Linked DNA regions of Homo sapiens: region 1 is linked to region 2. Evidence: chromatin loops called from intact Hi-C (ENCODE). Cell type or tissue: IMR-90. All regions are shown on one strand. Links, peaks and the distances in the headings refer to the core of each region. The heading gives the core; the rest is flanking DNA. Region 1 has its middle 92 kb from the start of LINC01121. Region 2 overlaps SRBD1 (S1 RNA binding domain 1).

Evidence for each region. Peaks named below come from ENCODE experiments on the same cell type or tissue, not always from the same donor. Only the 100,000 strongest peaks of a DNase experiment are listed, where the experiment ranks them.
Region 1: a loop joins it to region 2, with 2.2 times the contacts of the local background. A loop is called at or near these places in 1 of 110 quality-filtered maps.

What each region holds. Positions count from the first base shown.
Region 1 is chr2:45,154,414-45,171,110 of GRCh38, reverse strand. No RefSeq gene overlaps it. Among named protein-coding and RNA genes, the nearest start is that of LINC01121, 92 kb to the left of the region's middle. RefSeq lists enhancers at 24-653, 1,519-2,019. In IMR-90, for the core only: no CTCF peak of the experiment used is centred there; no DNase peak of the experiment used is centred there; H3K27me3 peaks cover 5,739 bases.
Region 2 is chr2:45,572,042-45,588,738 of GRCh38, reverse strand. SRBD1 (S1 RNA binding domain 1) reads left to right here. Exons shown (of 21, transcript NM_018079.5): 5 at 2,965-3,131; 6 at 6,929-7,046; 7 at 8,726-8,864; 8 at 14,016-14,112; 9 at 15,397-15,532. Among named protein-coding and RNA genes, the nearest start is that of SRBD1, 31 kb to the left of the region's middle. In IMR-90, for the core only: a CTCF peak has its summit at 10,101 (motif pointing right); a DNase peak (open chromatin) is centred at 10,108; H3K27ac peaks cover 320 bases.

The DNA.
Region 1 (16,697 bases), core at 2,907-10,906, 410 kb after region 2:
TTCTCCTCCCAACCCCTGCGCCCGTGGGAGTCACAGTAAATTAGAACCCAGCTTGTTTTTCAGCGATGAATTTGCACCGGGCCTCTTGCGCTTGGGGTGGCGTCCTCGATGCGGATTGCCCGTGCCTTTTTTACGCTTTGTGTACGGTATTTTAAGCGAGGCAGGCCAACCTCGTTTTGTATGGACTTGCACCAGCAAACATTTAAGAGTTTCGCATCAAGGATACTGCATATCCCAGACACTGCGTACAAACTTTTAGGACTTGGGGTCACAGCACTTGTTCCCCTTCTCCGCCCGCTTCAGCGCTAGAGCCTGCAGAGATTTAGGGTCATGTGTGCGCGCCGGCCCACAACATACTACTAAGTGGCAATGGCCGGTTCCCAGACGCATCCAACATCCTTCAAGTTCGGTTTTCTGCTCCCTAACACACTCAGCCATTGGTGCAGCGGGAATCACTGGGCTCCGATTAGCACGCGGGACAGAGGCAGGCGGAATACTGTGAACCTCCGGTCTGCCCCCCTAAGCCCCTCATCTCCCCCATGACCCGCTAGCTAATCAGTGCAAATGCCGTAGGAGGCCAGGCCCGCAACTGGCATTCCAGAGAGCGCGGACCACCAGCCGAGCTTTAAATAAGTGCAGATGTGACAGGCAGGGGAGACCCAGGGAGGGCCGCCTCTCCCGCCCCGCACCTCCCTCCAGGCTCAGGCCGGTGCGCCGCAGGCAGCAGCCATGCACACAAGGCGCCCGCGGGCAGTAATGTTGCCCGGGACTGGGGCGCACACCAAGTGACTGCAAAGGGAACGGAGGCCCGCGAGTTCGAGGGCAGCGCTGGAATGGTGTGAGCCCCGTCACCCATCCCTTCCTTGGCCCTACGGCTTCTTCCTGAAGAGGCTGGGGGATAGCGGCCCATCCTCGCCTCCACCCGTCCGACCGTCGGGAAATCCCGAACCCGGCTGGCTGGAAAGCCGGGAAGGTCTGGCTCATCCGCCGCAAGGCCTAGCCCCACCGCCGACAGCCGGGAATCGCCCCCACCCCACACGGAAATGCACCTTTCCGGTTCCCAGCCCCGAGCTGGGAGCCGGGCGAGAGGGCGAGGTTGCAGGCGTCTCTGCCTGCGGGCGGCGGTGTGCGGTCCTGGGCGTGCGGGCCGCGGCGCGGGGACAGCTCAACTCCAGGACAGCGCCACGCGACCGCCACCGCGGGGTGGGGCCTGACCCGGGGCGAGAGACCGCCCTTGGAACCGCGACCCTCAGCCTCCGCTCTAGCCCGACTGCTGGCTCCGTATCTACAGGGCTGGTGGGAAAGCAGAGAGAAGGAGGAAACGGACCCTGGCGCGCCCCGGTGTTTCGTCTGCCCGGAGCTAGACTCCGACTGTCTTCACAACTACCATCCCCAACTACCCTACCTCGGGCGGCTCCACTCACTCCATACCGGCCCGGGTCTCCCAGCCCGCGCGGCCATTCTCGCCTACGGTCTCGCCCTCCAACCCGGGCTCAGCTTCGGGTCGGAGCAAACCCGCTTTCGCCCGTCCCCGCCCGTCTCCGCGGGTGCCATTCCGTTCGCCCAGAGGGTGGCGGGGTTCGGAGCTGCAGAACACTTGGCTGCTGCCCGCCGACCTCACCCCACCAGCCCCCCCGTCTCCCCGTCACCCCGGTTCCCCAGTCCGTGGCGCTTCCCTCCCTCCAGTCCGCGCGCCCGGCCGCCGCAGGAGCGGCTCCCCGCCTTAGCCCGCAGGCCGCGAGGTGCACGGCCCTCTCTACCGAGAAGCCTGACCGCCCCGGGCCTCCCCGTCGGCCTCCAGCGCCTACACCCGTTTCGGCGCCCACTCTTCGTTCTGCGCCCCTAGATGCCCATCGGCTGCGGGAGAGGCTCCCGGAAAGCTCGGTGGGGCCCCGCGCAGAGCCCGCCCGCCGGAGCCGCAATGCTGCCATGGTTTCCCCGCGCCACCAGCCAGGCAAGGCGCGGCGCGAAGGGCTCTGGGAGGAAGCCGTCGGCACCTGCGGGCACTGCACCCTCCACTCCCCGCCTGCCGTCCCCCGCCTGCCGTCCCCCGTCCGCAGCGCCCACAGCCACGTGCGCGGAGCGGAGCTGCTCCCGGCCGGGGGCAGCCCAGCCCCCGGCGCCTGAAGGGGCCGCCGCGCCCGCCCCGCACCTGCACCCTCCTCTCCCACTTGCCTTTCCATCTGCGCGCGGAAATGCCACGGGCTTAGAACAAACTTTTATTTTTTTTCAGCGACATTCACGAGAGAGACGAATAGGACACGGTCATCCGAGTGCCGAGGCGCGGAAGCGCGAACTGCCCGGAGCGACCTGGCTTGGCGCACAGACTCATTAACCAAGCCCGAGAGGAGGCAGCAATGCGTGTGCGGGAAAGGGAGCGGTTCTCAAAATACAAAGTGATAAAACAGCTTCCAGTTATATTGAAAAACGATGCAAACCCTCAATTCCTTTTTTTTTTTTTTGGACCTGGCCGGACCTGGAAATGCCGGTTATAAACAAGAATAAAAACTTGAATTTATTGGTGGAAGTCCTGTTAAAAGAGCTCAACACAAGCATATGAGACAAACTGCAAGGTGATGAGACGACCATGCTATACATTGAGGGGAGAGTCGAATGAATTTTTCTATTATTTTGTAAAGTGCAAAATTTAGCTAAACAAATTTAGCTAGTGCAAAATTTGCTGCAGGTTTCCCTACAGCAAACGATCTCAGATAATATGGTTACTTTCCTAATGTAAGAATTCTTGGTGATGTATCACCTAAAACAGCACTCACAAGATTTCTGATCATGTAACATAAACAGCAGGACATAACCAAGCTAAAGAGCTAAGTCTCCTTGTGTAAATACTTAATTCCATCATTCAAAAATAGTTGTTGGTTTGTATAGTAAATCTAAATCACCACAGGGCCAAACATAGCTGCCTTTTCATGAGTAGTATCTCAACTTTCCTCCAACCCCAAAGAAGACAAACTCAATGTCAGTATTTTGTTCTTTAGCGGGGAATAAATTGTTCTTTTCAGCCGCTTGAGGTGCTCCGGAATAAGATGTTCGAAGCGTTTCTGTAAGGATAGCCTGGCTGATGGTGCAGGTGTGGGCTGATTTAAATTACTCGCTTTTGTGTTTTTCCACAGGGTCAAATGTAGGCACTGATTTTAGGGAAGGCAGAGAAAGTAAGACTTCCTGAGTTAAAATGCCCATGTGCCCAGCCTCAGATAAAAAAGAGAATACAAACCTGACAAGGCATTAGCTGATGCATCAAATGATGTGCCTATCAGCATGCATGTCATCAATAAAAAAATTATTTAATATTTGCATTCAATTAGTCAAATGATTCCACCATTTTAAGAATTTTCACATATAAGAAATTAGTAAAATAATCAGTCAAATATTCTACACTCATTTAATGGTAAATTATCGAGCAGCAGTATCCTTATTTAATTTGTAGGTGTATTTAATAGGGAATTGGAGTGGTTAAAAATGGAGTGCAAGAATTTCAGTTAATTTTTCTAGACTAGTGGCAAATACTAACAAAATTACTCAAGCATTTTTTAAAAAAATCATTTTGGAACAAAAGACTAACTGTAGGAAACAAGATCAGAACAGACTTAAATTAACATCTGAAGACATTAAGGAACTGAGTATACGGTTTCTTAAATGACAAAAACTCTTAGTGGCCTTTTAAAATCTCTGCTAAAACACATAAAATGGGCTGCATTAAGATGGTTATTTTGTCTTAGGTAAGTAGAATTTCTTGTATACCATCATAAGAAACTAAAAGTGATGTTGGTTTTATTCCCTAAGTACCAGTAATTTAAATTCCCTGAATATAATTGATCTCATTATGTTGAATCATAGGACATAAAAGCTACTGGGGAATCTCTTTATATATAATTATGCAGATAAGTAGAAGTTTTTAAGTCACTAAAAACTAGACATATAAATTTTCTGAGTTGAAGGAGCGACTGTAAATCTATCTTATATAATTTTCTAGCCATCTTTTAGTATGAGATAAATTATAGCATATAAACATCCTTGGGATCAGTTTTATTATAAGGAAATTATTTTCTTTGCTGTCAGGGATGCCCATGAGGGCAAATTTTTATTATATTATTGAGAGCTGTTAAATTTGATGATTAAACAAATAACTCCAAACCACTTCTCAGAAAAGTTCTCAGACTATTAATAATATTTTACTTCTGAGAAATGCATTTAAAAATATAAAATTAGTGGCATTAATATTGAATTTTCATAACCAAGAATCTGTGCATAGAACAGGAAATATGTGCAAATAAAAAGTAAATATCGAGGTCCAGGTGGAGAAGGACATTAAAAATTATGCTTGGCAGAAAAATAATCTATTTTACCAACAGTTCTTAAGGTCTGCCCTTTACGATGATGAAACTGCCCAGGCACCCCCTCACCAGCCTCAAACAATTGCAGCTGTGTGTATGTGTTGTGTTTTTTTTTTTTTCCATTTCAATCTCCATTTAGCCTTTGCAGAGTAAAGAAATAAAGGAAGAATGAAAATCTTGAGCTACTCTGACACTTATAAGGACTTATAGTTTATTAATTGGAGAATTTAGCTTATCCCCCCTCTCTATTCATCTGAAATTAATTAAGTGTGTAGAATTACAAGGTGGGTGTATCCGAGACAGCAGGCCCTGCTCGGACTAATCAAAAGGGCACATGTTGAATGAGCACAATTTAGTTAAGGTTAATCCAGTGAAGATGATACCTCCCTGTTCTTAATTACTCTAGGTGATAGATTGTGGAATGGGAAAGTAGGAAGGAAGGGAAATTCAGTCCTACTGAATACCAGGATTTTCTAATTTAATTTAGCTCTCTGTTTTCACAGAAGCAAACAGTCTCCATTCAGAGAGCAGGACCACACTCTGGGTTCTTGTTTAAGGTGAGTCAAAGAAAAAAAAAGTTATTTGCATGTGTGTTTTTGAGAAAAAGTCTTGGAAACCAAATATGAAGGTTTCAAAGGTGTTCTTGATAACGCGCCTTTGATTACAGACGTGTCAGTTTGAGAATTTTGTCACAGCTCAGTGGTTTCTTTGTGATTTCTGCTGGTGGTTGCTTACTTTGTTGAACTCTCTTCTGAGTGCCGAGACTGGTGAATATGCTGAAATAAATCGACATGTTTCTATACCTACAAGACTGCATTAAAGAAATGAATATATCTGTATTATTAAAAAGAATACCATTTAAATATCAATAAATACAGAACTAACCACCATGGATGAATCGCATACACATAATACTGAGCAAAAGAAGCCACACGCAAGAATATGTACTTTATGCTTCCATTTATATAAAGCTCAAAAACAGGCACTAATCCCTAGTGTTACGCTAGCCCCACTATAGTGAGGGTAGTGGTTACCCTCAGAGGAGTAGTCAGTGACAAGTTTCTGGGGCACTGATAATGTTCTGTTACATAGGTGTGTTTGCCTTATGAAAACTCATTGAGCTTACACATTTGTGAACTTAAGACATGCATTTTTTCTGTATATATGTTTTATTTGAATAAAACGCGTACTTTACAAAATGAAAATGAATAAGGGAAAAAATACTAAGAAGTAAAGGCATGGAATTGTGAGCCAATATATTTTTAAAAGGCAGAGAGGTTGGAGCTGAGGGCTGAGGATATAATTCCTAAAGAGAAAAAGAAACGCATGAAAACATCTGGCAAAATATTATTAGCAAGGTTTGAATGTGTTCACTTTGCCACTTTAATATCTACCCACCCACAAACAGAATACTACTCAGTATTCATTCCTCACCAAATATAGGGATCTTTCTTGTTTCTTTTGCATGTGTTAAAGTCAAAGTCTGATTAAGGTGTTTAAGAATCTTATTCTTTGTCTGTGTTTAAGATGCAGCACTCCCTGATCCTAAAAATCAAAAACAAAAAAAGCTTATTTTCTCCATGCATGTGCATTAAAAAATCATCAGATGATTTTCTCATTTTCAGTTTTGTGATATATTTTCTTCTTGAGAGGGGATATCTGTTTCTGATTTATTAGCATTTGATCCCCTAGTTTCCTGCCATTGATCAAGCCTAATACTTAGTTCAGCTGATGAGTTTTATATGAAATCTGATATTTCAGGGAGATGGAAGGTTGAACCCATTTTTAATATTTGTTTGCCCTTCATCTCTTTCAGCGTTTGACGTGCACATGAGACACCTAACAAAGCCTGAAACTAAATTTATTTTTCACTACATCTCTCTGGTATCAAACTTTTGGAAGTAAAGCATGTATTTATCAATAAAACAGATGTTTGCCCAGCATCATCCACATCCTGTCTACTGTATGTATACATTTACACTCTCCCACCAAAACATGCCTTCACCCCACTCTTGACCGGCTGTCCGCCATTCAATCTCCAGTGAAGTCTCGGTCAATAAGGTCAACTCCCTGGAAACATCTGCATTTGATCAGTTTGCACAAAACGGAGGCCTTCTTGATACTGGACTTCCCTGAAGTCAGCTACGACAATAGTTGATTGACCACTACTGCCCAGGCCTCCCTCAGGAAACCCTTTTTTTTTTTTTTAATCCCCCTCAGAGACTGTACAATGCCGAGACTAACTCCTGCTCTAATGAGCGGAGGGGCATTTGCAGCTCTGCGTCTCCCAAGCTGGCATCACACTGGGGGAAGAATTTCCATTAACCAGAAAGATATTCTGTCTAGTTATTGCTAAAGCTAGGACGACTTGCTGTCCTTGATCCATTTCGGGACTGGGAAAGAGTACCAAATGGAATCTGATCAGAAAGTTGTCAACATGTTGTCAGTGTTTCAACCATTCCAGACCTGGTAGGGGCAGTTCTCTGCTCCCAGGTGCACATCAGGGAGGGATTAGCATTATCCTGTATGTGTGTTCTTTTCTCTCTCTCTTTTTTGACCATATTTTCAGCATTTTATGGTCAACATGTTATTCCAACAGAAATTCTAAAGGATAACTCTAGAACCTTTTTGTCTTTAAAGCAAAAAATAACTCTTAGGATAGTCAGATAGCCCCAGGATTGTATTTTTATAGGCAGAATATAAATTTTTAAACACTTCAGTAGAATGACAAATACAAAAGAGAATGACAAATACAAAAAAAGTCTAGTGTAACCTTTTAAATTAAACATCAGCCCTATGACAGCATGAAAAAAGTTTCATTAAAATTTGGGGCATCATTAAATTCATTCGATTGGTAGAGCATTTAGAAAATCCCCAATCGCATTGTTTACAAAATTTGCTTGCCACATTTTTTTAACGTTTGGGGTTTGACCGTCCTTTATTTACAAAGAGGGTAGAACAAGAGACTGAAAAAATTAATCAGCTCCATTTCCACTGAAGGGTTTTTTGAGCTTAGTCATAGGTACCGAGCAGGAGGCAAGAGACCCACAGCACAGACCCGGCCTTCAGGAGCTGTTGGTCTAGTTGAGGGAACAAAACATGAATACCTGAAAATATACAGACAGGAAAGCAAGAAGTCTCAGGCAGCCAATAAGTGGTACAGCTACAAACATGCAGATTGTCCATCCTTCCCCATGTGAAACACATCAAAACTTGTTTTCAGTTTAAGACAACACTGGCTCTTGGTTTAAGCCGTCTCTGTATGTGGTCCCCTCTCAGATCTCAGTGCTGCCTGTCACTATTGCTTCCCCATCACCCCATCCTCAGCTGCGTATTGGGGTTCAGACCAACCTGCATTACACCCCCAACAGTGCTGGGCTGTAGGGCAAGTTACCACACCACTCTGCACCCTAGGTCCCTCACTCGTGAGTGATAGAACTGTCTCACAAAACAGACTGTCAGGAGGATTAAGTGACACAGTGTATGCAGAGTGCTTAAAGCAACACCGAGCGTGTACGTGGTGCTCGGTGCAGTCAGTGATGATCAGTGTTCATATTTCTGCCGTTGCCCATCCGTCCCACATCAGCCAGTCCTGCTGTGGTCAATATCTGCTGATTTTATTTGGATGAAAATGAATTTGTTCTGAAATGCTTCCATAAGCTGTTTTTTGAATGTTCATGGCTTTCATGTCTACCAGCTCCCCCAAACACAACCTTCTTCACCAGAGATGGAAGTCACAGTGTGATTCACATCACTGTGTTTTCCCCAAAGGGCAAAATAACAGACTGTACAAATAAAGGGACAGCTTTCCCCACCACAATAGGATTAACTTTCAAAGGTCTTGCAATGGATGTAGAAACCCTTCTTGGCACCAAGGCTGACATTTGGTCCCAAATGTCACTATTCTGGAAAACGTGATTTCTTGCAGTTTTCACTGGCCTTATTTATGCAACTCAAATGCTTTTTCTCACATCAGATTTTCACCTCAATCTAGTCCCACAGTCTCTTAGTCATCCCTGCTTCTGAACTGCCTGATGGCCAAAGGACCCCATGACTTTTCTCCAGGATTCTCCCTTCTTACCCCTTGGATGCGGCCTTCTCCTGGGGCTCTTTTCTTCCCCACGTCTTCTGGGGCTGCCTTTTGCTCTTCAAGATAATGTGCATCCCCCTCACCCCGACTCAGCAGCTTTCTCCCCATGGTCCAAGCTACTCCTCTTTCCTTCTCTCTTGGCGATATGCACCTTCCTGCATCACCAGCCTCTGTAACCAACTGGCTTCCGAATAAAATCCTAGTTGTCACCTTTAGGGTTGTAAGCCTTGGCCATCCTGGGAGCTCTTCTTTCAAAACCAGCCTTTCCCAAGTTTCTCCCTCAGGCTTTCTCCTCCAACCAAGCTCACTGTACCCTTGGCCTTGCTCTGTCTCCCTTCTCAGGCTTTCTTCATACCTGAGGAAAGGTATACTTGTCTGGTCCTGAGTGAAGGGGTGGGGGGCTTCAGGGAGTGAGGAAGGATAGGCTGGAGCCATGACTCCTGGCGTCCCTTGGTTCGTCCTGACTTCCTCCTTATAATGATCTATTAAAACAGTTCTGGAGCCTGTGGTAACCACCTCCCTCAGAATCTCTCCTGGGACACCTGCCCACCAGCACCATCCAAAAGCACAGTACTTTCCAGGTGAGTGTGTTGAGACTCTCCCTTCTCTGGCAATGGAAACACCTTCCCTTTTGTGTCATGTCCTCAAGGATGTTTCTTGACAAGAGCTGCACTTAATTCAGTTCTTTATAGAACCTGGCCTCTTGCTATCATTGGATTAAAAGTCTCATTCAATTATGTTAAATGCAATTAATTTAAAATGTAAAGATAACTTGGGTTTGCTCTTAGAAGTGAAGGATAAAAAAGAGAGGATGCTGAATCTCTGCTCCCACAATGGAAAATGAATGTGATCAAGGGAGGTGTTAGGGTGACCAGCCCTGAAGTGGGGAACTCCCCTGGGAGAAGCCAAAGCTTGTTATGTCCCAGCAACTTTGGGAGATGGAAAGAAGTGTTCACAACAACTCCTACCTACTTTGATGTGCAATTTCCTAATCTTTAAGCAATCAAGATTTTGAAAATATTCACACACTACTGAGTAATTAATTACTCAAAAACATCAACTTAACTACATTCTCCCTAACAAGTAAACATTTCGTGCACACATAAGCAATTCAAGTCTTCACAATTCTAATATATCAAATTCCCCTAATTGTTTTAAATGCCTTAACAAATAAATCGACAGTAATTTGATGATTGCAAAACTCATCAGTTTACTTACACAGTCTGTTACAAAAGGGCTAACACCACACACTTAAATGTGATTCTTTTTCTTTGTTTTTATTCAGGTCTTTTTTTGTCGAGTTGCGTATGATTTCTACTCAACTATCCTGATGAGCCATAATTACCTTTTCAGCTGAGCTAATGTTGCAAATACAGGTGGATGGTCTTAATTCAGGACAGGGGATAAGGGAGTGGAGTATACTCTCCAAAATGCTGCGGCTCAAGGGCAGTGTCACACAGGCTGGGCACCTTGTGATGCAGAGACTTTGTTCATTGCAGCAGAACTATTCAAAACATAGGCTCTGGCCAAACAGATGTATTTATTTATTTATTTTGAGATGCAGTCTTGCTCTGTTGCCCAGGTTGGAGTTCAGTGGCACGATCTTGGCTCACTGCAACCTCCACCTCCTGAGTTCAAGCAATTTTCCTGCCTCAGCCTCCCAAGTAGCTGGGATTACTAGCATGCTCCACCATGCCTGGCTAATTTTTGTATTTTTAGTAGAGATGGGTTTTCACTGTGTTGGCCAGGCCGGTCTCGAACTCCTGTGATCCTCCCTCCTTGGCCTCCCAAAGTGCTGGGATTACAGGTGTGAGCTACCGCACCTGGCCAACAGATATGTTGTTATGGTTTTGATCTTAATCTTTTCCCCCAGATAATGCTTGTTTTGAGTATCTTCCCTTGCCAAACATATAGTCTGATAGAAGTCAACTTTGTAACTGCCCCCTCTGAGTGTCTTCTCTTTGTTTTACAGCAGGTATAAGCCCATTTTGCAATTGCTGGTTCCCAATGGGCCCTGTCCTGATTCTATTTTTGATTCAGGTACTTGGTAAATTTGGATTACCAAAACTATAGAGTTGCGGTGTTGATGTTCTGTATTCCACTAACTAACTACAAGACAAGTAGTTAGTTGTCAAGTAGTTAGTGACTTGCCTAGACAAGTCACTTTCCCTAAGCTCCAGTTTCCTGTCTTAGACACCATCTCTGAAGTCCGGTCACATCTAACCATCTGTGACACTGATGCTTGAATTCTCAGTGGCAAATTGTATGCCACATACCACATATGCTGAGGATGTGGACCTTCAGGGGTTGGTGTAACCAGTGCAAGCTGGAGTTAGAAAAGCCCTGCGATGGAGACCATGGGCCAAGCAGAATCTTGAAGAAGGGTAGAATTAGATTGAAAGAGAAAAAAAGAAAAGACAGTCTAGAGAGTGGGGGAAACAGGAGCAAAGGCCTGGCAGCAGGAATTAGTTGGCCCCATGAAAGTGGCCTGCAAAGTAAAAATATTCAAGAGGAACCATAGTGGGTACAATTACCACTAGGATGGGTATGATCATTTAGTGAAGTTGAACTTGGACATGTCTATCCTGGCAGCTCTATTATCTGTTACCTAACATTCTTCCAACTTGACAATTGCTTATAAGATTTTCTTTAAAGATATAATTTTAAATCCAGACATACCTTCGTAAAAGGGTGTTGAGTCTATGTTCTCTGTGCCAGAAGTTGGAGGGGAAGGCTGCTATCTACCAGACCCTGAGCTTTATGAGTGCCACGGCTCTGCCACCTTTCCCTCTTCATACCCAGCCCCTGTCCTCCTGTTGCAGTTTTCTGTTGTGGCATAAGCAATGCCCCCCAACACACAAGGGCTTAAGACAACGATTCGTTATCTCTCATGATTCTGCAGTGGTGTGTCAGGGTTCAGTCAGGTGGTTCTGCTCCACTTAGTATTAAATATAAGTGGGGTCACTCCTTGACTACAGTCAGCTGCTAGATGGGCTGGGCTGGAAGGCCAAGGCAGGCTTCTTTCAATGTCTGGTGCCTTGGTGCTTCTTCATGTGGCCCTTCCTTCTGTCGGGCTTTCTCCCCACGTGGTGGCTCTATTAGGGTGGTCAGACTTCTTACTCGGCTGCTGACGTCCAAGAGAGAGGAAGCAAAAGTTGTCTTAAGAAAGAACTGTGGCCAAGTGCGGCGGCTCACGCTTGTAATCCCAGCACTTTGGGAGGCTGAGGCGGGTAGACCACCTGAGGTCAGGAGTTCAAGACCAGCCTGGCCAACATGGTGAAACCCCTGTCTCTACTGAAAATACAAAAATTAGCTGGTTATGGTGGTGTGCACTTATAATCCCAGCTGCTTAGGAGGCTGAGGAGGGAGAATCTCTTGAACCCAGAAGGCAGAGGTTGCAGTGAGCTGAGATCATGCTATTGCACTCCAGCCTGGGCAATATAGGAAGACTTTGTCAAAAAAAAAAAAAAAAAAAAAAAAAAAAGAAGAGAAAGAAGAAAAAAGAATAAGAAAAAAGAAAGAAACTGTGTTTGGGAGTTCCAGAATGTCATTTCCACGGCATTCTATAGTTAAATCAAGTCACAAGGCCAGCCCAGATCAAATAGAGATCTTGATGGGAGGAAAAGCATGCCAGGAAGAATTGATGGGATGGTAACTATATATATATATATATATATATATATATATAATTTGTGTGTGTGTGTGTGTGTGTGTGTGTGACAGTGTCTTGTTCTGTTGCCCAGGCTGGAGTGCAGTGGTGCAATCTCGGCTCACTGCAACCTCTGCCTCCTGGATTCAAGCAATTCTCCTGACTCAGCCTCCCAAATAGCTGGGATTACAGGCATGTGCCACCATGGCCAGCTAACTTTTCTATTTTTTTGTAGAGACAGTGTTTCGCCACGTTGGCCAGGCTGGTCTCAAACTCGTGGCCTCAAGTGATCCTGATGGTAACCATCTTTGAGGACTGTCTACTCCATCTCCTCCCACTGAATGGTTGTTCATACAAGTTGCTAGAATAATTCAAACAACAGCGGGCAAATAGACCTCAAAGCCAATACCAATCCCCATGCCAGGTGTTGGAATTTCCCATCTGTGAGCAATGGCAATAAATGCTGGTGGTTCTGCTCATTTCAACTCTTCACCCTACACCTTTGTTACTGCTCTGTTTTTTAAGTATCAGTCTTTCCTCCCCCTAATTAGTCCAAAAGCTCACAGGACAGGGGCCACCTGTTCTTCTCTTATGTGACTAAATTTACCTCGAGTCAGGATGGTAGGTTCTGAAGGAAGTTGAATTTGTATAAAAGTCCGTGCATTCATATTTCTTGAGCACTAACTAAAGGTGTAGAGTTTAGTTATAGCAGTGAACAAACAAAACCCCCACACTCATGGAGCTTACACTGTTACTGAGTAATAATAATAACAATGATGATAATCATATCTACTATGTATTAAGCACCTATTCTTTCTCTACCAGATATTATGCCTGTTGTTTGACTTACATTGTGCTCTTGATCCTCCCAACAGCTCTATTGTTGTCTCCATTTTACAGAGGAAGAAAATGAGGCTTTAAAAAGATTATGTAATTTTCCCCCAGGCCACAGAGTTTAGTAGTGACAGAGACAGGATCCAAATCCAGGACTATGAGGCTCTAAAATGAGGTCCATAACTTCTCTTCTGATACTAGTTAGCAGAGCAGAATGTTGATTCTCAGTGCAGTTTTCAGTTATCCCAAGAACATGATGATATTGCCAAAACAAAAATAGTAGGCAAGCACATGCAAGTGTGCATGTGTGTGTGTGGTCACGCACATGGGTGAAGTGGTTGGTGTTGGGAAGCCTAACAACTCTAACACTATAAAGCAGTGGTTCCCAAAGGGGTCCATGAGTCAAAACTATCTTCATAACAGTACTAAGACATGATTTGCCTTTTTCATTCTCATTCTCTCATGAGTGTACACTGGCATTTTCCACAGCTCATATGATGTGTTATATCACAACACCCTGGATGCAGAAGCATATATGAGAATCAAGCCGGCTTCTAATAAATCAGACATTTAAAAGATTTTCAAAAACTGAAGTCCGTGCCAGGCTTCTCACTAGATTTTGCTGCTAGTTCTGAATATGTAGTTATTTTTCATAAAAGTGTTATTTGTGTTAATACATAATGGATTTATTATTGTTATTTTTAATGAAGTAATGTTCAAATTTTAATGAGGTAATAACTGGTCCGTTTTTCTCAGTCTTAATTGCTAATATGGAAATTATTGATAGATATAATTCATATAAGCAAACGCTCATTGGAATCCTCAGTAATTGTTAGAGCATGAAAAAGAGTCCTGAAACCAAAGAGTTTGAAAATTGCTGCTGTAGTGTGTTGCAACTGGGAGAAAAAAAAAGTTGGACGCTAAAGATGTAAGTCTTCTTCCTGAGTTTTGGGGAGCATTTTCAGAGATCTAAAGGAGGTGAAATGAGATTCTTCAGGGTTAAGAGGAGAGAGCATCCTGGAACCATGAAGAATGCTTTGAAAGTTAGAGTCAAGCTGCATGTTCTGTTCTCTCCTACCCCCGCAGTCCAGAAGTCCTGGCAGAAGCTTAAAGGTGAGACATGCTGTGCCCATTGCAGATTATGGCAGTAGCCATTTGCTAAGGAGACTGAAGCTCTCTTTTGCGCTGGAGAGCCAATGCTTTAGAAAACACTGCTGTGGTGGACAAGTGCATGGCCCTGACATCTGAGAGTATTGTGTCAGGGCTGATCTTCATACACCCAATATCTACAAACAGATTTGATTCAGAAAAGAACACAGGCAAAGCAACATCTGCTTATCGTCTTGATTCTCTGGAGCAGTTAATCCTTGGCTCTGAATGAAAACTGGGAAAACAGAGGCTTGGAAGCCAGATGCTACAAATGAGGAAATGCATTGCTTTGTCATTGCTGAATGAACCCCCTGTCTTTAACTCCAGCTCCCTGCATTTGGGGTAAATAATCTCACTGAGCAACTTGATTAGATCTAAGCCACGCATTTAGTTTTTCCTAAAACATTTTTGTCACAGCCGTGAAGATGTGAACGAAGCATCTACACAAGTGACTAGGTGTACACAGCCCAGCCTCACCTGATGTGACCTTCAGTCAGAGAAGCAGAAGATGCCTACAGACTGGCAAGTGCATGGAACCAGCCCCAGGCTAAACAGTGACTGCTAAAAGGCTGTTAAGTGTGCAAAGGAGCTCATCCCTAAAGGTGGGATTCCAGGCCCTGAGACAAAGTGGAATAAGGTGAGTCCAGGGAGAAAGGATTCATGGCTCATGAGGAACAAATCATTGCTTCCCTGTAGAAAATGGGCACCATAGTTCTCTTTGCTGTCACCACTGCCAGCATCTCCTTTTCCGCTCTTCTTTCCTACTCCTTGCTTGTTTCTTGTTTCCCACTCTAATTTCAAGGCCATTTTTTCTTTCTACACTTTTGCTTCCTTTTCTAGGCTTGGGGCCTGGAATTCATGGCACTTCTGGAGACATGAGGTACCTTCAGTTTCAGAAAATAAGAAGCATGTGAATCTCATCTTGGGTAGGTTTTCTTTAATTTGGTTAGGATAGTGATACTATCTTTATACAATCCCAGTAATGGAGATGCATGTATCTGAATATTTAGTGTCATGCCAACCACATGTTGAATTGTTGACAACACTTATCTCAAAGGCTCTTAAGATGACAAGGTAGTGCACCTCCAATGGAGGATCCCAGGCAATGAGACAGAACAGTGTGAGTGACATTCAGGGTAGAGGAGATATTCCAGCCCTTCTCCAGTTACACCAAATGGCCAACCATCTAGTTCAATTATGTAAAAGGCAGCCTGCATCAATGTTCATCTGCATATGAGATTTGCTTGTAAACTAAAATGACTTCTGATAAAATTAGCTTCTACAGCCAAGAGATATGGGGCCTTTAAATTTCACATTAGTAATCTTTTTTTTTTTTTCAATTGAGCATTCCTCCAGCAAAAAAGTGACCTCTTAAGCTCTTAAGGCCCCATCTGTAAGAATGAGTTGACTGGGTGACTTAGCTCCATGAACGGAGAGGTAGAGCAGCATTCATTTATTCATGCAACAAATACTTAATAAGGGGTGGCGGGGGGGGGGGGCTTTCTGGCAGAATGTGGGGAGGGGCAGGTATTACTAGCTTTATTCACACTTCAGATTGAGCCTCCTGGGCAGCAGGACCTGCTTTGCAAACACAGCCAGAGTCTCTGAGAGAGGTCTCTCTGCCTCACAGTGAAGAATTAACCTCCAGAAATCAAGAGAAGAGGAAGAGAAGAAGAGTCTATAGGCTCCGTAATGTCAGCTTGCCATTCAGAATGGTACAGCAAGCAAAGTCTTCCTTCCCTTGCTTTGCCTTCTAGAATTTGGCAGAAAAGAGCCCTCAGAAGCTCTGCATGAGCATGGCCACTTCTCTCTTGAGCAGGTCAAGCGGGAGCCCTCTGCTCTGAGGCTGCTTGGAAGGGAGTTGGAAAGGCCCTTCCAGGCTCGCCCCTCAGCCTCTCTCTAATGCTGGCTTACTCTCCTGGTCCAAGCACTGGATCAAACTCCGCTGGGAAAAGAACCAGATTAAGTCCTATGCAGGCATTAACCCTCAGTGGGACAGTGGTGAGGAAGCAGCAGCTGGTAAAAAGAAAAAGAGAGAAGGAAAGAAGAGAGAGAAAAGAAAGAAAGAAAGAGAGAGGAAGAAAGAAAGAAGGAAAGAAAGAAAAAAGAAAGAAAGGGAGAGAAAGGAACAGAGAGAGAAAGAAGAGAGAGCGAGAGAAACAAAAGAAAGGAAAGAAAGAAAGAAAAGAAAGGGAGAGAAAGAAAGAAAAGAAAGGGAGAGAAAGGAAGGGAGAGAAAGAGAGAGAAAGGAAGAGATAGCGACAGAAAGAAAAGAAAGAGAAAGAGAGAGAGAGAGAAAAGAGAGAGAGAGGAGAGAGAAAAAGGGAGAAAGAAAGAAAAGAAAGAAAAAAGAGAAAAAGAAGAAAGAAAAAGAAGAAAGAAAAAGAAAGAAGAAAAAAGAAAGAAGAAAAAAAAAAAGAAAAGAAAGAGCGAGCCAGGTATTTGGAATAAGACAACTTGGATTCAAATCTTAACACTTCTTAGTTGCATGATCTGGGACAGGTTACTTAACCTCTTGGAGAGATGGATATTTATTTCCTTCATTACTGGTGAAACGAGGAGAATGATATTGCAGGCTGATATGAGAGTTCAGAGAGAATGTTTGTTAAATACATTTTTCTGT
Region 2 (16,697 bases), core at 5,792-13,791:
TCCAGCCCAAATCTTAACTTTATGCTGATTGGGCTAATCTCTCTGGCCAGAGCAATGCAGCACTCAGGCTGTTAATTCTGAAAACAGCTGGTTCCTTGAGCCTCATGCTGTAGAGCTGGAGTTAGGGTCAAGTGCTGTCAAGCCACATAGCTGCTATATAATGGAGAGAGGTGGCCACAGTATTATGGGAGATAACCACAGTATCTCCTAAGGTTTCTGTGGTAGATGACATGATGTGGACTGGAACAGGAAACAGGAAAAGGTACAGGTTTGAGAGAGAAAATATAAATGAGTTGATTTTGTGAGGGTCAGGGAAGATAACAAGCAACAGGAGTATTTCTAAAGAGGGAGGAGCCTCATGAAGGCCTCTTAAGAGCAAAGTAACTGGCCTTGTTCTAGGAACTGAGAGAAGGCTATTGGGCTGGCATCTAATGATCTAGGGAAAGACTGGATAAGATGAGGTTGGAGAGAGGCTGCTTTCTTTTGGGTCATGGTAAGGAGTTTGGATTCCAAATGCAACGGGAAATCAGTGACAGGTCAACATCCAGTATACATTTTGAAAATAACATTCTTGTTGCTTTGTGTATACTGGAATAGATGAGACAGAGTGGATGCAGGGAGAACAGGTAAAAGCTATTTCATTAGTTCAGGCTAGAACTAGACTGGGGTGTGGGGCAGAAGAAATGAAGAACAGTGACAGAGTAAGGAAATATTTTGCAGTTCAAGTTGACTGGTTCTTAAGATGGATTGGATTTAAGAGTTGAAGGAGTTGGAAGAGTTAGACTCAGTTTTCTGGGTTGAATTGCCATTTGAATAGCATAATATGGGTAAAAGTAGAGGAGAAATAAGTTTGAGAAGAAGATAACTTTGGAAATGCAAGGTTTGAGATGCCCATTAGATTTCCAAGAGAATGTGTCAAAATAGTTAGCTAAATGAGTCTAGAGCTCATGTGAAAGAGAGTCAGGGATAGAAATGTGAAATTGGCTTTCTTGTCAGAATTGGCATTAATCCATCAGAATGGGTGATAAGATGTAGACCTCAGGATTTAATGTGCCCCGAGAATGAGATATCCTCTATAGTCTCTGGAGTTTAGCCATTTATTTCATATGTAGTCTTGAAATTCAGTCTGTTATGTATCTGGACTTGATTTTGATAATCAGTTGATTACGATAATTCTTTAATAAATTTTCCCTGTTTTTTACCCCAGTTTCTGTCAGATCTTGGGCATTCAGGGTTGAAATAATAATAAAACGTACTCCTTTTGTTCTTTACTTTGAAAGAGCTGCTTAGGGTTTGGGAAGCTACTAAAATTGGATTTTATTCTTTCTCTTTTCCGGGCTGACTTTTGTAAACTTTTCTGTTTAACTGTACATTTTGCTAAAACCTGTAGACTTAAAAATAATTAAATATTTAAATAATTAATCATCTTTTAATATTATTGTAAATATTAGTATTTTAATATTATAATTAACATCAATTTTAATATGTATTTAAAATAATTTCAAATATCTTAATATTTATAATATTTTAAAATAATTAAATATTTAAAAATTTTTAAATATTTTAATATTTATAATTTAAAATAATTAAATATTTAAAAAATTTTAAATATTTTAATAATTATATTTTAAAATAATTAAATATTTAAAAAATTTTAAATATTTTAATATTTATAATTTAAAATAATTAAATATTTAAAAATTTTTAAATATTTTAATATTTATAATTTAAAATAATTAAATATTTAAAATAATTTTAAATATTTTAATATTTATAATTTAAAATAATTTTAAATATTTTAATATTTATAATTTAAAATAATTAAATATTTAAAATACCAATGATTTTAAATAAATAATATTTTAAAACAAATATTTTAAAAAATAATTAATTGCCTGTTTCGGTGGTTCATGCCAGTAATCCCAGCACTTTCGGAGGCTGAGACGGGAGGATTGCTTGGGCCCAGGTATTTGAGACCAGCTTGGGCAATGTAGTAAGACCTCATTTCCACTAATAAAAAAAAAAAAATTAGCCAGGTGTGATGGCGTGGCTTGTAGTCCCAGCTATTTGGAGGCTGAGGCTGGAGGATCAGTTGAGCCTGCGAGTTCAAGGTTGCATTGAATCACAGTTGTGCCACTGCACTCCAGCCTGGGTGAAAGAGCGAGACACTGTCTCAAAAAAATAAAAAAATTAAAAAGTAATTAATTAGCTTGAAGATGTTGTATTTGTGCATGATACAAAATTCAAAAGATATAGAAGGGTCTTCCAACTCTAACCCTCACCCAACCAATTACCTTTTTATTTCCAGATCTTGTGAATCATTTCATATTAGTTCATATAGAGCTGCCTCAGATTCTTAAATGCTTGCATGGTATTTAGTATGGGCATAACATATTTTCCAGTTCCTCCATTGTAAACTTAGGTTTTTGCTCACCTTTACTCTGCTAGGGACAGTTCTTCAAAAAAAAATTATTATAAATAATATTTTCTAGAGGCATGTATATGTTATGATAAATTTCCAGTAGTAGAATTGCTGCTGGGCCAAAGTTTGTTTATGCATTGTAAATTTTCATAGATATTGCCAAATTGCTCACTAGCAATGACTAAAAATGGCTTTCCTTTGCTCTCATGCTGACAAAGTGAGTTACCAACTCCTTGCTTTGCTACCAATATGAGAGATGAAAAGTATATCATTGCATCATTAAAAAGTGCCCTCATTGAACACTGGAATTTGAATGATACAGTGGTTTGGATTAGATTTTATTGAATTTGTGAAATGGCTATTTTACCATTATGATTGTCAATGGATACATGTATTTTATATGGCTTTCTTTTTTTTAAAAAACTATAGCAAGTAGTTTCTAAGTCACTGGAGAACATTATTTGATACTATGTTTTAAATTATACATGATATAGATGTTTAATTTTCAGCATTTTAAATCACTAAGTATCTTTAATTTGCAGGTTTTATCTGAGAGAACTAATATTGAACCTTGGGTTTGTGCCAACATCATTCGTCTCTTTAATGATGATAACACAATTCCCTTCATTATACGTTATAGAAAAGAGCTCATTAATAACCTTGATGCTGATTCCTTGAGAGAAGTTCAGCAAACCCTAGAAGAGCTACGGTAAGAAACCTAAAAAAGAATAAGCCTAGTGTAAGGGGAAAAGGCCAATGAGGAACAGTGAGAAAGTGAATGACGGTATATTTGACAATTTCAACATTTTGTTTCCTTGAATTATTGTAATCTGGATATAGTCCTCTTTATTTAGCGAGTGTATGGAGTCCCTCTGCTGGTGTGTTTATGCATAGCTTGAGCATGTATTAGCAAAAAGGTCATTTGCAGTAAAAGTGTGTGCCTCAGAGTTTGACTGTCATCTTCTTTCATAGAAAAGGTTGGGCATAATGGCAAAATTAGGACTGCCAGCAGGAAACTCAGAAAGTACATTTTATTCTAACTCTTTTAACCACTCACATAAATCTGTCCTTTTAATTTCATAAAGTTCCTAAGTGGAGAGTTCTTTGGCAGTATAGAGTTTGGTAGGAAATATGTATATTTCCTTTTCCCATCTTTTTTTTTTTTCGGAGACAGAGTCTTGCTCTGTCGCCTGGGCTGAAGTGCAGTGGTGCAATCTCAGCTCACTACAATCTCTGTATCCCAGGCTCAGGCGACTCTCCTGCCTCAGCCTCCCGAGTAGCTGAGATTACAGGAATGCGCCACCACGCCCCACTAATTTTGTATTTTTAGTAGAGACAGGGTTTTGCCATGTTGGCCAGGCTGATTTTGAACTCTTGGCCTTAAGTGATCCACCCGCCTTGGCCTCCCAAAGTGCTGAGATGATAGGCTTGAGCCACCATGCCCAGCCTTTTTCCCATACTTTTAATGGTTATGGTAATTTAACAATAGTGGATTGTAAGTTTTGTATGGTTACAGAATGGAAAGTACCTTTTTAAAAAAATTATGCCTCTGGACTCACTGCTAATAACTGAGAAATATGTGTACAAAGACTACAAGACTGACCATATTATTCGATAGGGTTTATTAAAACACTTCACTGCTTATGCATTTATTGCATGTCTCCCATGGGCACTGTGTTAATGTGTACATTCTTCAAGTGTACAAAAAAGATCTGATTAAAATTGGATTATCATTCTACTATGAAGCCATTTTAAAAGTATTAAGGGTAATTTTTATAACAAGCTTGACAAGCTTTCTGTTATTTTGGGGGAACTTGCATCTCACTTTTCTACCTCTTGACGTTCTTTTAGTGTCAGGAGAATTAAAGTGCTAATATGTGGAAAGTTATACTTCATTGAGAGGCAGAATCAATTTGCCAATGTAAAAATATAAATGACTAAATCAAATAGTCTCAGATGCAAATGTTCCAGAGCCAGGCTAGGATAATCAAGCATGGGGAATAAGAATTGGAGATTACAAACCCTGTCTAAGAGGGGCAACCCTTGCTCGTCTCCAGTAGATTACTGTCATGCAGGGTTGTCTGCCCAGTTTGCTGGTTCTTCCTGTTTCTGAAAAGAAGCTGGTAATTTGAGTTTTTACGTAACAAATTTCTAGGCCAAACAAAACCACTCTTGACCACACCTAGAAGGCCAGCAGTTTGCAAATTCTGAAGTAAGCTTTCTGTTTGGTTGAAGGCAAGGTAATTAAGAAAGTCTGAGGGTTTTGGATCTGAAATTGGAGAAAGCCTCACAAGCAAGAAAAGCTTGCTTAAAAAATTAAAGGGTAGTCTAACAATATTTGGTTGTATGGGAGACAAATAGGAGCTGTATATCAAGAATATTATTATTTTCTTTTTCTTTAAAAAACCCTTCTATTGCAAAAGAATTCCATTCTCTGGGTTTCTATGAATAGGGGAATACATTGAATATTAGTAGAGGAGTGAATATTCCTTGAAGTAAGTGGGGGCATTGACTGGAACTTAAGAGATCTTTTTCTATAATACAGAAATTTCTTTCTGGTAATGAGATATGATCTTTATTTTTTCTTGAGCTCAGCATTTTCTATAACTAGAGCATTGATTTTCAATTTGTTAATTGCTACCCCTACATGAGAAGTAAAACCAATTTAATAAGTCATACCACTTAAAAAATGAAATAGTGAATAGAAAATACAAGAGTACATTTATGTGGTAAAGGCAAATATTGTTTCATGAAATGTTTCAATTATGTAGCATCTATATGTATGTATACTGGGTTGCAACGTAAAACATTTTTAAATTCACTGTTGAAAAGTGAATTAAAGAGTATGATTCTGGATAGTAAGAAAAGTTTTCTGTATTTTTCTCTAAAGATAATTCTCTTCTTCCTTATATGCAGGCTAATAGGACAAAAGGAATTGGCTTTTTGTTAAAATGACCTGGTAGGCTTTAGCCCTTGAAAACAGTCTTGGGCTACCATGACTATAGAAGACATACAGGTTGTAATCTAAGTACTGCATATTCTTCTTTTTAATTTATATTCTTCTCTTTAATTTATAGTCTTCTGCCTTTAGTTTTTTTTTTTTAATTTACAAGTAGATTTAATTTTCTTTTCCATCGATCATTTTGAATAAATCATATTATCATCTCTAACTTTTGCCCATCATTTTAGCAATACCATTATTAGGCAGATTCTATAAATAGGAGGTAATACAATAGGATGAGAAGCATTAACTGTAACAACAGGATTGTATATTCACAGTGAAAACCTGTTGTAAAGTGGGGGAACTACTGTGCCCACCCTTCCTTTTGTCGTTAGTTGTTTAGTGATCCCTGTAAATTGATTCCTGGAATCAACTTTTCTACATGGAATCCTGGTTCTTTTTAGTGGGGAATGGTATTTGGAAACCAATTATGGGTGCTAGGTGTGCCCATCCTGAGCAGTGATACTCCAGTAGCAATGAGCATATCTAGTACCTATACCTTGGTTTTTAAGTATCATTCTTCTGATTCCAGGGCTGGGGCAGGGAAACTAGAAGATAAGCCTGAAATATCATATGCCAGAGAATAAGGAAGTGCTCGCAGAATGACAGATACATGTCAAAAGGACACAGAAGCTAGCTTGAAGGGGTTACTTTTGGCCAAATCTGGAAAAATTTGAACATTAAGATAAATGATAGCAATGGATTGTAGCACTAAGTAAAATAAAAAACCATTAAATCTATAGTGATATAAATAAATCAGTGAATAAATTCAAAGTTTAATGAGGAATGGGATAATTATATAGTCTCAAAGTACCTCTCCACAAAATACTTATAATTACAAGAGGAATAAAGAGTACCTGTGTCTTGGAGAAACCCACAGATACTACCTTAATCAAATGATCAAAGTTAATTAGTAATGAGACAAATCAAAATCATTTGTCACCTAATAACGTGTAGTAAGAACACAGTATGACTTCTATGATATTTCTGCCAAAGATGCTCCATCGGTATTTAATTGTGAGGAAACATCAGAGAAACCCAAGCTGCAGGACATTCTACAAAATAACTGTCCAGTAGCGTTCAAAAACATCAAGGCCTTATCAAGGAGAAGAAAATCAAGGAGAGACTAAAATATTGTTTTAGCTTGAAGGAGACTGTAGTTGCATGCCAACTACATGTAACCCATAATTCTTAACTGAATCCACTATAAAGGATATTATTGGGACAGTTGGTAAAACCTGAATGAGCTCTGCATTAGATGGTAGTAATATATTAGTGTTAATTACCTGATAATGATGGTTATTTTGTGGTTATGTAGAAGATTTGTATTTGTAGGAAATCACACTAAAGTGTTGGAGTGCAGGGATGTTAACTTATTCTCAAACAGTTCAGAGACAATAAAGTTCCTTTTACTTTACCTGCAACTTTTCTGTAAGTTTGAGGTAGCTTTGAAAAGAAAGTTTTGACATACAGTTTTGGTATATTACAAAAGTTTCTCTTTTCAGGGCTGTTGCAAAGAAAGTTCATAGTACAATCCAGAAAATTAAGAAGGAAGGGAAGATGTCTGAGTGCTTGTTAAAAGCCATGCTGAATTGTAAAACTTTTGAAGAACTAGAACACGTGGTAAGGAATCCTTTTTATCTTTTAATGTAATACCTGAATATATTGCAATTTGGGTCTTCTTATGATTAAAGAACACCAAGAAATAAAAAGCTAACGTCATTAGCCACCATTATTTAATGCAACAAAATATTTATTCTTTATTCAATAAATATTTATAGAGTGTTTTTTTTGTGCTAGGCACTTGGGTTTACAAAGATGAATAAATACATAGTCTTTGTCTCAAGGAATTTCCAGTCAAGTAGGGAAGGACAGTAGATTATACAAACGTGAAGCTTATCAGAGAGGGCTGAACTAGAGATCCAGATGTGGATGTCTTCAGCCTGTAGTTGGTACGTGAAACCATGAGAATGGAAGAACTCAAGAAGTGTTTGTTAGCAGGTCAGGATTGACCACTGGAGGTTACCACCTTTTGAAGTGTGGATGGAGGATGTGAGAGCATAAGGAGGTAGGAAAAAAATAGAGAAGTATGAGGAGAATCAGGAGATGATGGTGCCCTGGAACAGCAGGGAAGAGAGTTTTAGATGGAGGTCATGATCAGCAGTTATGTGTAGCAGAGAAGTTTGGCAGAATGAAGACTGAAAAAAATATATATATTTGGTAATTAGGAGATCATCATGGATTTTTGTGATATCATTTCCTGCAAGGTATGTGAGAAGAGAAGCCAGATGATGGTGGGTTGGAGAGTGAGTGGATTAAGAAGTAGAAGAATTGGCTGGGCGCGGTGGCTCAAGCCTGTAATCCCAGCACTTTGGGAGGCCGAGGTGGGCTGATCACGATGTCAGGAGTTCAAGACCAGCCTGGCCAAGATGGTGAAACCCCGTCTCTACTAAAAATACAAAAATTAGCTGGGCGTGGTGGCGGGTGCCTGTAATCCCAGCTACTCAGGTGGCTGAGGCGGAGAATTGCTTGAACCCGGGAGTAGGAGGTTGCAGTGAGCTGAGATCGTGCCACTGCACTCCAGCCTGGGCTACAGGGCAAGACTCCATCTCAAAAAAAAAAAAAAAAAAAAAAAAAAAGAAGTAGAAGAATTGACCGGCCAGGTGCGGTGGCTCACGCCTGTAATCCCAGCACTTTGGGAGGCCGAGGCGGGCAGATCACGAGACCAAGAGATCAAGATCACCCTGGCCAACATGGTGAAACCCTGTCTCTACTAAAAATGCAAAAAAAAAAAAAAAAAAAAATAGCTGGACGTAGTGGTGCGCTCCTGTAGTCCCAGCTACCTGGGAGACTGAGGCAAGAGAATCACTTAAACCTGGGAGGCAGAGCTTGCAGTGAGCCGAGATCGCGCCACTGCACTCAGGCCTGGGCGAAAGAGCGAGAGTCCATCTCAAAAAAAAGAAAAAAACAAAAAAAACGAAGAAGTAGAATTATGTGTAGAACACTTTTAAAGGAGCTTGCTTGAGTTGAGGACTTTGCAGTCCAAGCAATGAGTTTTTAAGATGAGTGAAACCAAGCAACTAATTTAGCATATAGAAAAATATAAAGAATAAGATAAAGCACATACCATCTTCATACAGTAAAGCATTTTCAAATTAGTTTTAATTCATCTCTGAAGGAAGAGGAAAAGATTGAGAAAAGGATTTCTTTAGCATTCTCAGCATGTCCTCTAATTTTGTAACCTAGTTTTAACTTTTGTTTTTTTAAAACATAATCATATGTTTTCTGTCTTTATTTTCTAGTCTGCTCCATATAAAACTGGAAGCAAAGGGACTAAAGCCCAGAGAGCAAGACAGTTGGGCTTAGAAGGAGCAGCCAGGGCACTGCTTGAGAAACCAGGGGAGCTCAGTCTGCTATCGTACATTAGGCCTGACGTTAAAGGTACTGGCTTTATTTACAGAGATCAACTTTGTTTCTTTTTTTTTTTTTTTAATTTAAAAACGTATGTTAAAAAACTGTTTTGTTAAGTACTGATTATACAAAAGAATATTACAGCGTATGTAGAATAATTGAAATAAATCCTGACATACCTATTGAGTAGCCATTCAGCTTTTCTCTTTTGATGAAGTGCCTGTTCTAGTCTTTTGCCCGTTTTTCTATTGTATTGTTCTTTTTAAAATTATTATTTTAAAATAATTTTTGTCATTTATATGTGTTGCAAATCTTTTTTCCCAGTTTGTAACTTGTCTTTTCACTTTCTTTATGGCATCCCTTGATAAATAGGTATTAGTTGAGTTTTATTATAGTTAATCATCTTTTAAGATAATAGCTGTATTTTCTTTTTAAAGAAATTCCTTCATATCCCAAGTTTATAAAGATTCTCCTATATTGTCTGTTACAGCTTTTATTTCTGAAAATTTGTTTACTTGCAAAAGTCATAAATACTCTTTAAAAATGTCAAGAGTTTTGACATCCAGGAAGTGTAAAGTGAAGCTCCACTCTCACACTTCTACTGTAGAAGTAAAGTGTATTTTTCTGAAATTTCCCTCCAAGTGTATCTTCCTGTTTTGTGTGTGTGCATGCACAACAGAGAATAAGAGAGGGAAGAAGTAAGGGAGACATATTTCTAAGAAAAACTCAAGGGAAATGACAGTTGATAAATGTCAAGATGCATTGGTTTTATTGTAAAAATGAGTCTTAGAGTGACAACTTTGGTTAAGAGTGGCTTTTTCTCAGGAATTCGCTGTTAGGATTGAGTGGGGAAATTGATGTTTTGGTGGTCTCTACTCTCAAAAAATTATTTTTTTAATATTAAAAAATTATATAGTTAACATGTGCAACATGATGTTTTGATATACATATATTAATACATAGTGAAGTGAGTATTATAGTCAAACTATTCTATACATGATAATCAAGCAAATTAACATATTCATCATCTCACATAGTTACCTTCTTTTGTGTTAAGAGCACCTAAAATCTGTCTTAGCAAATTCACAGTATACATTACGATATTATTAACTGTAGCCCCCGTGTTGTATGTTAGAACTCTAGTCTTTTTCAGCCTATGTAGCTACAACTTTGTACCCTTTGACCTACGTCTTTCCACCCCGCCCCCACCTCCAGTTTCTTTTGTCCTTCTGTGGATCCCATAGGCTGGGACATGTAAATGTCTGTAGGGGGCAGTCTCTGATAACAAAATCCACAGTATGTACTAATCTGTAGAAAATTATAGCATACTATAGCCTGTTTTTATTTTACATAACCCAGCAAATGTGAATTTGTGATTTAAAAAACTGAGTGGGTGTGTCTGTAAAATCCAAATATCTGTTCATACCCAAACACACTTAATCTTAATGTTTGGAGAAGGGCAATAATGAAAAAGTAAAAAAGGATTATGTGAATTTAGAGATGGGTTGAAATGAGTAAAATTCAAGTTTGTTTAATTTTTAATGTGTATTTATAGTTAGATTTCCAAATGGTTGCAACACTTAATATTTTAATAATAGCTAAGACTATAGCTAAGCATTAAGGTTAACCACAGTGGGAAACTGTCTGTGCCCAGTCATCATATGTTTTATTAAAATGGAATGTTGAAACTTTCAGAATGTTAGATGCACAAAGGCTTATCGACTGCTTTTATTTTTATTTTTCTCCTTGTGGTTGATTTTCTTTCCTTCTACTTCTCACTACCTTTGGTACCAAGGTCTCTTGAGTTCTCTCATACACTGAGTTCCTACTGGGTAGGTTTTTGATAACCATATCTCTTTGGATTGTCCTACATGGTGATGCTGCTGGAATATATGACAATGGACACTTGGTGATACTTCTTATAATGTGGATAGTTCAGGGTCTAGCACAGTTACAGTAGTACTGTACTAGCAGACGTGTGAGGACTTTTGTTTGCTTTACTCCCTCTTTCTTTTACCCTGATCAAAAATGTAGAATTATTATTAGTAAGTCTATATAAGCTAGGTACTGCTTTTTTTTTTAAGTTTGATAGGAATGTTTTCTCTTTCTCTTTGTCTCCTCCTCCTTTATGTTACACACAATCATGATCATCCTTAATTTTACTTGTTTTTCGAAAGAAGTTTCATAATTCCTATCATTCCTGAAAGAAATATTTAAGAAACCAGATAGTTCAGTTTTTTTTTTCCCCAGTAGAAGACACTTCTTGCTTGCTTGCCACAGACCAGTAAGCATTTGGTCTGAATCATAAAGCTATACTGTGCCACAAATGGACTATGTCCTGGGAGATCCAAAATACTACTTTCGTGTCCAAGAGGAAGTTCTGTCATACATAAGAAGAGGTAGCTTAAGTGCGGAGAAAGTGAAAAGAAATGTTGGCCTTTCGGTTTTTGTTTACAGGTGTGGAGGTTTGAAGATTCTGTAGCTGGGAAGATTTCATTGTAAGGCAAAGGATATGATTTTCTGGTTCTGTGTACCATATTTCCTCCTGATTTAACTGAGGTGCTAAACTTTTGGAACATCTGTTATCTTGGCTGTATTAAACCCACAAGATCTATTCCCTTTGATTGGGAAAGGAGCTTTTTCAAAACACAGAAGACTTTCCTTTTAAATTATTTTTCTCCCTGGTTGGACTGAGAAGGGGAATGTAATTTGAAAGAGTGTCCCAAATGATTCTGATAATTTCTATCTCCCATTGAGAACCACTGCTCTAGAAGTAGCTCAAGGCATTTCCCTAGTGGCAGTTTTTTAAAGTTGAATGAGTATCAGAGTTATCTGGGACACTCCGTGAAGTACTTCATTTCCACAGTCTAGCCATTCATAGTTTTAACAAGTACCTGGTATGATTTTATTTTTGGGTCCTTGGACTACACTTTACAACATTTCTCTAGCGCTCTAGCACAATTTTAATTAGATTCATTAATTACATAAAGTTTCAAATTATATTCCCCTCTTATGATGGGGGATTTTCAAAGGCCCTTTCTTATTGCAAAGTCTATAATTTCTTCTGTCCTCTGCTTCCATTAATGGTTCTCCCTGTAGGTTCCATCTTTACTATTGAGTTATCACCCTGTTGTTGTCATTAAACTTCATGTGATGATGCTCTGGGATACTTGGAACTCCAGGAATTAGTTCTTGTGAATGGTTTTCCTAGATGAAGACTGAGAGAGCTAACAGAAGAGCAAATGTTTATTGAGTGCTCTATGTGTTATAGCTGTTTTAAGTCCATTAGATATACAGTCTCCCATCTTGTAAAGGTAATTTGTTACTGAAAATTCCCTCATAGGAAAGTTTTCTTAAAATGTAAATAGAATTACTATTAGTTTCATTAGCCACATTTCTTTCTTTAAATTTCTTTAAAATGTAATTGACCGTTGCATAATACAGAGATTAGGGGAACAACCCCCACCCCCCCCGACTCCCTCTTCAAAGTTGAAAATTTAGGTATAACTTTTGACTTTATAAAAACTTAATTGTTAATAGCCTACTGTTGACCTGAAGCCTTACTGATGACATAAAGCTGATTAACACACATTTTGTGTGTTATATGTGTTATATACTGTATTCTTACAATAAGGTAAGCTAGAAAAAAGAAAATGTTATTAAGAAATTTGTAAGGAAAAAATATATTTACTGTTTATTAAATGGAAGTGGATTATCATAAAGGTCTTCATCCTCATCATCACATTGAATAGGCTGACGAGAAAAAGGAGGAGGAGGAGGAGGAGGAGTTGTTTCTGTCTCAGGAATAGCAAAAGCAGAAGTGGTGGAGGAGGTGGAAGGGGTGACGAGAGGCAGGCACCCTTGTTCCAACTTTTATTGTAATTAATCCATGTAGAAGTGCAGACTGGTGCAGTGGCTCACGCCTGTAATCCCAACACTTTGGGAGGCTGAGGGGGGCAGATCACTTGAGGTCACGAGTTCGAGACCAGGCTGGCCAACACAGTGAAAGCCCGTCACTACTAAAAATACAAAAATTAGCTGGGTGTGGTGGTGTGTGCCTGTAATCCCTGTTACTTGGGAGGCTGAGGCAGGAGAATCACTTGAACCCAGGAGGCAGAGGTTGCAGTGAGCCAAGATCGCACCACTGCACTCCAACCTGGAAGACAGTGAGACTCCATCTCAGAAAAAGAAAAAGAAGTGGACCTGTACCCATGTTGTTTAAAGGTCAACTGTAAACATAATTACTTCAGTAGGTAACATAGCTATCCTAACACAACCAAACTAGATATTTTCTATTTATTAATTATGCCATAACAAATATCTTCCTGTCCTCTTTGGCTTTTGTACCTTATTACTTATTAAAACTTTACTTACAGGAAAATATACATATGATATGCAGTGCTTGTGTAATTCAGGTTTAGTGCAAAAAACGTTTCATGCAAATAGAATGATAAAGACAAAAGAAATGAAACAAAGCAGTGCAAATGATCTCTCTCAGTGTAAGTTGATATCAGAAAGACCTTGATTTACAAGATTCATTGCTATAAATTAGCAAATTAGAAATGCTTAAAGAGAACTTAATGCTCATCTGTAGACAATTTAACTGTGAAGAGGAACAACTGCATGAAAACTCTTGTTTTGTGCTTTTGAGATTTGTGAAATTCAAATGGGTCGTTGAAAATGTGAAAAAATGCCCCATAATCCAAAATAGAAATTGCTTCTAAAGGATAATTTTTTAAACAAATGGAGTAGTGTCCCTTGGGTTTTGACTCTATTAATATATATTTCCCATAACATCTTTAGTATTTGTAATCACTTCATAAAGGAGGTACTGTTATGATTCCATTTTTATAGGAAACTGAGGTACAGAGGAGTCAAGTAGGTTGCCCAGTGTCTCACAACTGGCAAATGGTAGAACCAGGATTCGACAAGGCAGCTGGCTCCAGAGATGCATTTTTACCACTGGGCAGTATATTATGTATTATGTCTGTATTATTGCTTTTGGAGACTTGTTTTTGTTACAAAGGGAAGCTAGTATACTGCTGCAATATCTTTCTGTCTTAAGACTGTCAACTTAAGGTTTTATTTTGACTGGAATTAATTTACTGTGATTTAGTTATAGAATTTAAAACCAATCGTATACTTTTTGTTTTTGTTTTCCTTTTTACCCTTCTCCTAAAGGGCTTTCAACGCTTCAGGATATTGAAATAGGAGTGCAGCATATTTTAGCAGATATGATTGCTAAAGACAAAGACACGCTTGACTTCATTCGGAACTTGTGAGTATCTCTTTTATGGAGTTTTCTGCTTTATGGACTCATGCTGTTAAGGGTCACACGGTTAGTGCTAATACCAATGTTCATTAAAAACTTTGTTTTCAGACTTTTTTTTAAAGTAGCAAAACTCTTTGTTCAAACAACAGAGCCCAAATATATAAAACAGATAAAAGTAAAGTTGTTTTAATTGAATTCTGGACAGGGAGCCTGGAACTCTGCCTACTCACCCTCCTTACACTGAGGCATCTCAGTGGAGGGGCCTGATGAGTTTAAAAACCATTGCCTTACACAATATATACGAAGAGAGATTCATGTCCTTTAGAGTGGCATTGCTTTTTAAACATGTTGATTGTGATGTATGCTTATTTTATAGTATCTCGTTTCTGGTGTTTACCAGTGATTGGCTTTACTTGAGAATGTGTAATATCAGATATGAATAAAAGTACTGACCTCCAAATGATTTTTAGCTGTTGAGGAGAGCAGCTTATCTATGGCATCACAGTCCCAATTTATCAGACATTAAAGATCTTTGACCTAGAGCCTTCTTGGGCTTATGGATTTTATGCATCATTAAAAAAACACATTAATTAAAAACCCTATTTTTGTATTATTTTGTTCTTTTTCTGCTGTGTATCAGAAGACAGGTTTCTGCTAGAGGTTTGTTCTTCCTCTCTCTCCCTCCACATATCTAGCTGTTTGAGCTGTGCAGAGGAGAGGAAAGGAGGAGATGACCTAGTTGACTACTGTTGCTAGAAAGAACTTTTGTATTTTCTCAGTGGCTCCAGCAGGAATGAGTTGAAGCAAAATAATTGCTCAGGTTTTAAAATGTGTTTTTATAAGTAATTATGCCACTTAAATTTGGTTCAGTATTATAAATTGTTATTGGAAGCTGTCCTGACACATCCTTTTGTTTCTCTTTTTTTAAGTTTTTAATTGACTGTGACTGTCTTAGTGATTAGAAAAGTCTGATATTTAGATCAGAGCTATTGGTTTGATTTCTATAGATAGTTTTGATCTTTTGCATAATTGCAGATGGTTTCTGAATTCATTTAGGCATTTTATGGGAAGATTGAGTAGATATATAAATAGATCTGGAGGACTATGCTAGTATGAATAGGCAAAGAGTCCTTTTGATGGGGTAGTAATATCAATTTCATAGCTGGGCATCATTAAAAAAACTCACTTGGTAATGGCTTAACTTTTTTTGCTATCCTTATTTCTATATATTCTTTACTAAAGCACAAATTAATAACTGCTTGTTTTTTGAACACTTGTGTATCTGAACAGGTGCCAGAAGAGACATGTTTGTATCCAGTCATCTCTGGCAAAAGTATCCTCAAAAAAGGTAAATGAGAAAGATGTTGATAAGTTTCTGCTCTACCAGCATTTTTCCTGCAACATAAGAAACATTCACCATCATCAGGTAAATAAAGAAACTGCATGTGCATGCTGATTTCGTAATAATGATAATATTTTGGATTTGCCTGCTACTTTACTAAGAATTTAAATAATTTTATGTCAACTGTTTTCTTTTTTCTTTATATAAATTCTTATAATATTGTCATATCCTTGCCGCTTCACAAATTGGGAAGTAATGACCCGGAGAAGTTAACAAGTGACATTGAGAATTATTAGCAGAGCTGACAATATAACATTTTAGGTATCTTGACTTTTTGGCTGGTGATCTTTTTGTTAGACTCTGCTTCCCAGTATCCTTATATTTGAGCTCAATTCTGGATCTCTTCCCTGTGAAATACAAATATGAGATATCTGATTTAGAATAAAGTGTGAGAGGTCTCATTTACTTATATAAATCAGTCATTGTATCTCAGTGTTTTAATTTCATTTTTCAGTTTACTAATTTTTTTTCCTAAGTGTAGTCGTAGGCTATATCTACATTGTGGAATGTGGCTTTTAAATTACATAGGGCAAAAAGGAGATAAAAACCAAAAATACAGTAACACTGGCGTTTATATTTACATATATCATGACATTTATCAGTGTTCTTTATTTCTTTGTATGGCTTCAAGTTACTATCTAGTGCCCTTTCATTCCAGTCTGAAGCACTTCCTGTAATATTTCATGTAAGGCAGGTCTACTAGTGACAAACTTCCTAGTTTTTGTTTTTCTGGAAAATCTTAATTTCTCCTTTTTTAAAAAATTTATGTTTAATTGTGGTAAGATGAACATAACATAAAATGTACCATCATAACCATTTTTAAGCATACAGTTCAGTAATGGGAAGCATAGTCATATTGTTGTGCCACCAATCTCCAGCAATTTTTTTATCATGCAAAACTGAAACTCTATGCCCATTAAACATTTCATTCATTTTTTTATAGAGAGTTTTTAAAATATAGAATTCTTGGTTGATGGTTTTTAATTTTTCCCTTTTAATACTAAATATACCATCCACTCTTATGGTATGGCCTCCATAGTTTTTTATGAGGAATCAGCTGTTAATCTTACGATGCCTTATTCATGACAAGTCTCTTCTCTCTTGCTGCATTCAGGATTCTCTGTCTTTATCTTTTGACAGTTTGATTATAATGTGTCTTGTCATGGGTCTTTCTGAGTTTATCCTACTT